Linked DNA regions of Homo sapiens: region 2 is linked to region 1. A link is a loop called in an ENCODE intact Hi-C map of the cell type or tissue named here. Cell type or tissue: PC-9. All regions are shown on one strand. Links, peaks and the distances in the headings refer to the core of each region. The heading gives the core; the rest is flanking DNA. Region 1 has its middle 27 kb from the start of LINC02104. Region 2 overlaps C9 (complement C9).

What was found. Peaks named below come from ENCODE experiments on the same cell type or tissue, not always from the same donor. Only the 100,000 strongest peaks of a DNase experiment are listed, where the experiment ranks them.
Region 2: a loop joins it to region 1, with 7 times the contacts of the local background. A loop is called at or near these places in 8 of 110 quality-filtered maps.

What each region holds. Positions count from the first base shown.
Region 1 is chr5:39,546,248-39,549,173 of GRCh38, reverse strand. No RefSeq gene overlaps it. Among named protein-coding and RNA genes, the nearest start is that of LINC02104, 27 kb to the right of the region's middle. In PC-9, for the core only: CTCF peaks have their summits at 1,235 and 1,437 (motif pointing right); a DNase peak (open chromatin) is centred at 1,433.
Region 2 is chr5:39,282,092-39,285,017 of GRCh38, reverse strand. It overlaps C9 (complement C9), which reads left to right. Exons shown (of 11, transcript NM_001737.5): 11 at 1-878. Among named protein-coding and RNA genes, the nearest start is that of FYB1, 64 kb to the right of the region's middle. RefSeq lists a silencer at 1,684-1,848. In PC-9, for the core only: CTCF peaks have their summits at 1,315 and 1,516 (motif pointing right); a DNase peak (open chromatin) is centred at 1,487.

The sequences.
Region 1 (2,926 bases), core at 178-2,677:
CCTCATTGACAAAGTCCTATCCCACAGTGCCTTCATTTTGTCTCCAGTATACCCGGGTCTCTCACTCGCAAAGCTGCACAGGGCCTCCCAGGTAACACCCACTGTCCCCAGCCTGACCTTTCCCTTCAGCCCATCTTCCTCAAAGCACTGCACTCCCGATCAATAATGTGAGCTCTATCATCAGGGCCTCCTGGCTAGGTAAGTGGCTAGGTGTTCCCTCTAAAAATATAATTCAGTGTAAATGTTAACTTTATTCTCCTTTCCTGAAATATTTACATTTTAAGTTAATGTCTTAGATATATAACACTTTAGCTTCCAAAAAGCCATCTACTATATAGGCTAATTGAAGAAGATATGTTTTCTTAAGCAGTGCAACTTGCTAGGAGCAGATTTTAAATCAGATCACACAGGCATGTGCTGAAGTTTGTCAGGGTCTCTGCTGGGTGTTTTTTAGCAAGGTATATGGAGTGTGTGATGTGTTGTTTACCTGTCTGCACAGGGTTCATATTGACTATGTGATACCAAACGTAGCATTCCATAATCCTAGAAAAGCATTTTAATGAGGGTAATAATTTCAGAGCCAGGCGCCAATGCCTGAACTTCCAAAGACCTACAATGACCACTTCTGCATCCTATAAAGCTCCTTGCAGTGGGGAGGGATCAGTTCTCTTGCCGTAGTCCTTTCACACCCATAAATAAGCTCTAAGTCTTTGCATTTGATGGAAACAGAAAAGAATGTCATGCCAGAGAAGGGGGTGACCAGAAACCAGCACTGCTTTGGCAAGTATGCATGCAATATAAGAAATCTTTCACCTACAAGTGCCCTGGTAGAGGCAATTCTTTTTTTTTTTTTAACTCAATGATTCTAACAGCATAAGCCCTCAGGTGAATAAATAACCTACTACTTTCTTGCCAGTAGCACCAGGTCATATAATCTGTGGCCTGGAAGCTCCATCACCACACAGGTGCCACCATGCCTGGAGCTTTGTGGGACTTTTAGCACCAGGTTCCCTTCCATGGGAAACAGAGTGACATCTACTTGCTCCTACTGCAGGTAAGTTAAAAGGCATCCATTCATGGTAACAGTCTGAGTGGAGTCAAGGGACATAAAAGGGCAACAAGGCACAGAAACCTAACTGGAGAGGCTAGGAGACTTGGGCTGACTTGGCAGATGACAAGCTTTGTTGCAGATTTTAAAAATAATGTTGCTTTAAGAACAGAAAGCAAGCCAAGCCAAGAAACATCGACAGTAAGTTTTCCTTCTTTTTCCCCCCTAAGATATGCTGAAGCCAGGTTTAATTTTATGTCAGGAAAGAATTCCCTCCTGAGACTTTCCTGGCTACGGTTCAGTTGAGAATAATGTTTTCCAGCCATGTTTCCAGAGTCCCTGAAAAGTTGAAAGGAAGTTACGAAGCTCTCACTTTGTATCAGCAGGGGGAGCTGTTATGATAAAGAAACTATGTGGTTTCTTCCTGTGAAATGAAATTGTCAACGTTCTCAACATTTCATTTTCGGGACCAGGGAATACTTAAAGAATGAAATATTGACAGATACTAGCAGCTTTTATACGTCTTATTTTAACGCAAACCCCTTCGTGTTATTTTAAAACGTTATTAAATAAATGTTAAATTCCAGAGTAAACAATTTTTAATCAGAAGGAAAAAGCCTTAGATATTTGTATAAGTTGCCTGTATACATGCCATATTTGTATAAAAAGCCTGCAGAGCATAAGAGTATTTCATGATACTTCGATCACCACGTAATGTAACATATCTCATACTACCTATTGCAATCCCGAAGTCTCTGATGGAAATGGTTGTCTAAAATGGGATTTCCAGGGTATATAAAAGAGCCATTATAATAGCCTCATAAAAACTTAGCTCCCTTTACCACATAAGATATGTTGATGCTGCCATCAACATATCTGTTTCACAAACATCAACTTATCTGTTTAGTACATTCTGGTTTTCAAATTGCTTGGGCCCATTTAAAAATTGAGGGGGAGGAAAGTAGGCAGGCCAAACTCTCTGCTTATTAAAACCAGTCTTTACACTTCTGATGGTTTGTTTTGAAGTCCTACATTACAGCCACACAATGTGATTCCCACCAAGTTAAGGATTAAATGACTATTAACATCTTAAGCAATTATCAAGCTCACACACCTCTTATAACTTGTTTTCTTCTAGCATCAACAAAACACTTACCTGTAGGAACTTCAGAAGTTAAAATCTGAAAAATATTGATATCTCTCATAGACATTTCTGTGGCTGCTGTATATACATTATTGTCAACTATGCCCCCTAAGTAGACTTCCAGGGAAGGCTGGCCAAAGAGAATGCTGAAGTTCAGGTGAATTGAGTCCTGGAAAAGATGGACTTCATGGGGAATTGATTGGGACATAGGGGATTCAAGAACAGAAGAGACGATTTTCAAGGAAGAATTTGAAAATCAATGATCTCTCAGACCAGGTGTATAAGCAATACAATCACCTTAAAGGCTGATATTATATGGGCTAAGGAGTTTCATTACAGCAAAGCATTTCAGATTCTCAGAGATATTATGGGGAAAAGGATATGAGAAGGCAATAAATTGTCCAGAAAATAGACTGAAACTGATAGAGGGCTGGCAGTAACAGAGTCAGCAAGCAAAGAATACAGTATGCAATATACGTCTTTTTTTTTTTTTTTTTTTTGAGATGGAGTCTCACTCTGTTGCCCAGGATGGAGTGCAATGGCACAATTTTGGCTCACTGCAACCTCCGCCTCCCAGGTTCAAGCGATTCTCCTGCTTCAGCCTCCTGAGTAACTGAGATTACAGGTGCCTGCCACCATGCCAGGCTCATTTTTGTATTATTAGTAGAGACGGGATTTCACCGTGTTGGACAGGCTGGTCTCGAACTCTTGACCTCCGGTGATCTGCCCATCTC
Region 2 (2,926 bases), core at 97-2,596, 260 kb after region 1:
CCTGTGATGTTTCCATTTTTTGTTCCCTAATGAGAAGTCAACAGTGAAATACGCCAGAACTGCTTTATCCCACGGAAAATGCCAATCTCTTCTAAAAAAAAACAAAATTAAATTAAAAACAGAATGTTGGTTTAAAAAACTTCAAAGTAATTTTCAAACGGCTTTGTATGGTTAACATATTCTGCCAGGTCCATGACCACACGTCTGTACCATGCAATTTAACTCTTATTTACATTGTTATGTTTAGTTTGGTTATTTGCTTAGGTGTGCATACATTCATTCAGCAAATGCTGAGCACCAGCCACGTGCACAGCAGTTGCTTTTACTAGTCTTAGCTCTACGATTTAAATCCATGTGTCCAAGGGGGAAAACATATTATATTTGTAACCAAAAACTACTAGTTTACCAGAGGACTGAAGGGAGATAAAGAGGAGTTGGTTAATGGGTACAAAAATCCAGTTAGATGAAAGGAATAATATAGATAGTGTTCAGTAGCAGAATAGAATGAACATAAACTATTAGTTTAAATTATGTGAAATTCCTTCTATTTGATCATATTTTACAAGAAAAAACATCAATTTTATATAGTCCAACTTAATACCTAGCCTTATGAGTTGTATAAGGTAAGGTTACCTACCTGAGAAGCTGATTAACATTGGTTGTACAATCTTATTCATTAGAGAACATGGTGCTTAGGGTCTGAGACCTTTTGAAAGGTCTGAGAACTCTTTAAAAAAAGGAAAGAAAGAAAGAAAAGAGGAAAAATATATCAAAATAAAAAAATGCAAAATGAGAATTAATAAATGCTTAAACATCAGTATGTATCATGTTAACTTTATTGTTACTATTAATAAACATTTCACACATTTATAAATAAATTATGTTACTTTCTCTCACTTGGCAGAAATTCACAAGAATGCATTTGATTGCTGGGAGATAACAGTAACTAAATTACCTACATGAAAATAATTTCAAAAGCAAAATTTTTAAAAATAATTTTCAAAATTGTTTTTAAATAGCAAATAAAAAGATTACTGGATGTGGGATGTATTTTAATATGTTAGGTATGATATGGAGATCATACTAATAAATGTGCCCTGGCCCTTAAGAGTCTTGCATTTGCCCTGGGAGCTCCAGAGAAGTTCTGTCCCCTGCCCTTCAAAACACTGTGTGAATTAGAGAGGAGTAAGATTTGTTAAATGTGTATAAATACTGAACTCTGTTCTTGAACAATCCACTATTGAGAGAGTTTTTGATGGAGAGCATCTGGCTCAAGGCTGTTATTAGAGTAACACCTGAGAATTCCTTCCACCCTTAGGAATTACAAATGTCAAACAATAAAAGAGCTGAGCCTTGACCAGACCCCCTAGGGCTAGCTTAATGATTTATCAGAGTCCTTTCTAGGGTAATGAATAGCAGGAACAGCCCAGGTTCACACTTGATGGAGAGTCCTCCGACTTCTTGCCAAAGGTGGTATATCTGATGATAGAGCATCTCCAGCAGGGAGCACTATTGAGACACCAGAAACTGCTCAACAGTAATCAACACAGAGCAGAAAGTCTCCAGGCCTAAACTAAAGGAGAATCTCTAGAAACCGGGAAAGATGAGGACCCACTAGGCCTAGCATGTGTCAGCGTGGACTGTTGTTTGGAGAGAGCAGATGTAGCTTAGTTTGCCCAAATGGAGTGCATTATAGGTGCCCCCTACTCCACATGCTCTCTGAGGGGGTGCACCACCAATTCAAGGAAAAGGACAGGTGAAAACAACAGCCCTGTGAAGCCCAGTCCAGAAAGTTGGATCGTTATACTAAATCACTATCGAAAGAAGCCAGTATCAAAAGAAGTTAGAGAAGTGGGATGGGTATTTATGTTCACTAGGACCTGATGGATAAAGGAAGCTCAGAGTTTTGCTACATTTTTACACTTTTCCCTTTTTATACTCAAAATTCAGGTCACTTATTTATTCTAGTGATCACAGAGTAGACAGTCAACATACACCTGTTGTCTAGTGTTCGACGTGTGGGTCAGCATTCTCACCCTGGCTTTACACAATTGTCTCCCCTGCAAGCCCTTTTAATTGTTTAATGGGACCCAACAATAGCATCTCCTAAATTAGTCTCCCAATATTTACTTATGAAAACAGCCCAAAATGGTAAATGATATGGTCTGGCTCTGTGTTGCCACCAAAATCTCATCTCAAATTGTAATCTCCATGTGTCAAAGGAAGGACCTGGTGGGAGGTGATTGGATCATAGGGGCAGTTTCCCCCATGCTTTCCTTGTGATAAGTGAGTCAATTCTCACGAGAGCTGATCAAAGGCTAGTTCAGTTTTTTTCCTTAATGAAACAATTTTTATATACACATGTAATTCACAGGACAGTCAAATATCTGTCCTATGACAGATATTTGGCCCCCACTCTTTGCTCTTCCACCCCCACCTCATGCCCATTACCTACCATTATGCTAAGAGCAGCAAAATGGCCCAAGAAAAGGGGATGGCATGGCTATTTAACAATGGGCAAGTTACTAAACCCTTAAGCCCTAAAATATGCTCAGGGAAAATAATATCTCTTTCCTAGAACTGTTAGGTTGATTTACTGAGATCATTTATACTGTAACCGACTGGAAAAGCAATAAATAGTAATAGTGGCTATTACTATTATTAGAACACATGACTATTAGTCAAAAATCTTCAAAGTATAACTAACATTTGTGACATTAGATACATCAGTGTATTTTGCAACTTTTTTGGCCTAATCTTCTTTTGGGATAAAAACTGGGAATGAAGAAAGGAAGGAAGGAAAGAAAGGCAGAGACAGAGACAGACAGAAGAGTAGAAAGAAAGAAAGAAAGAAAGAAAGAAAGAAAGAAAGAAAGAAAAAGAAAGAAAGAAAGAAAAAGAAAGAAAGAAAAGAAAGAAAGGAAGG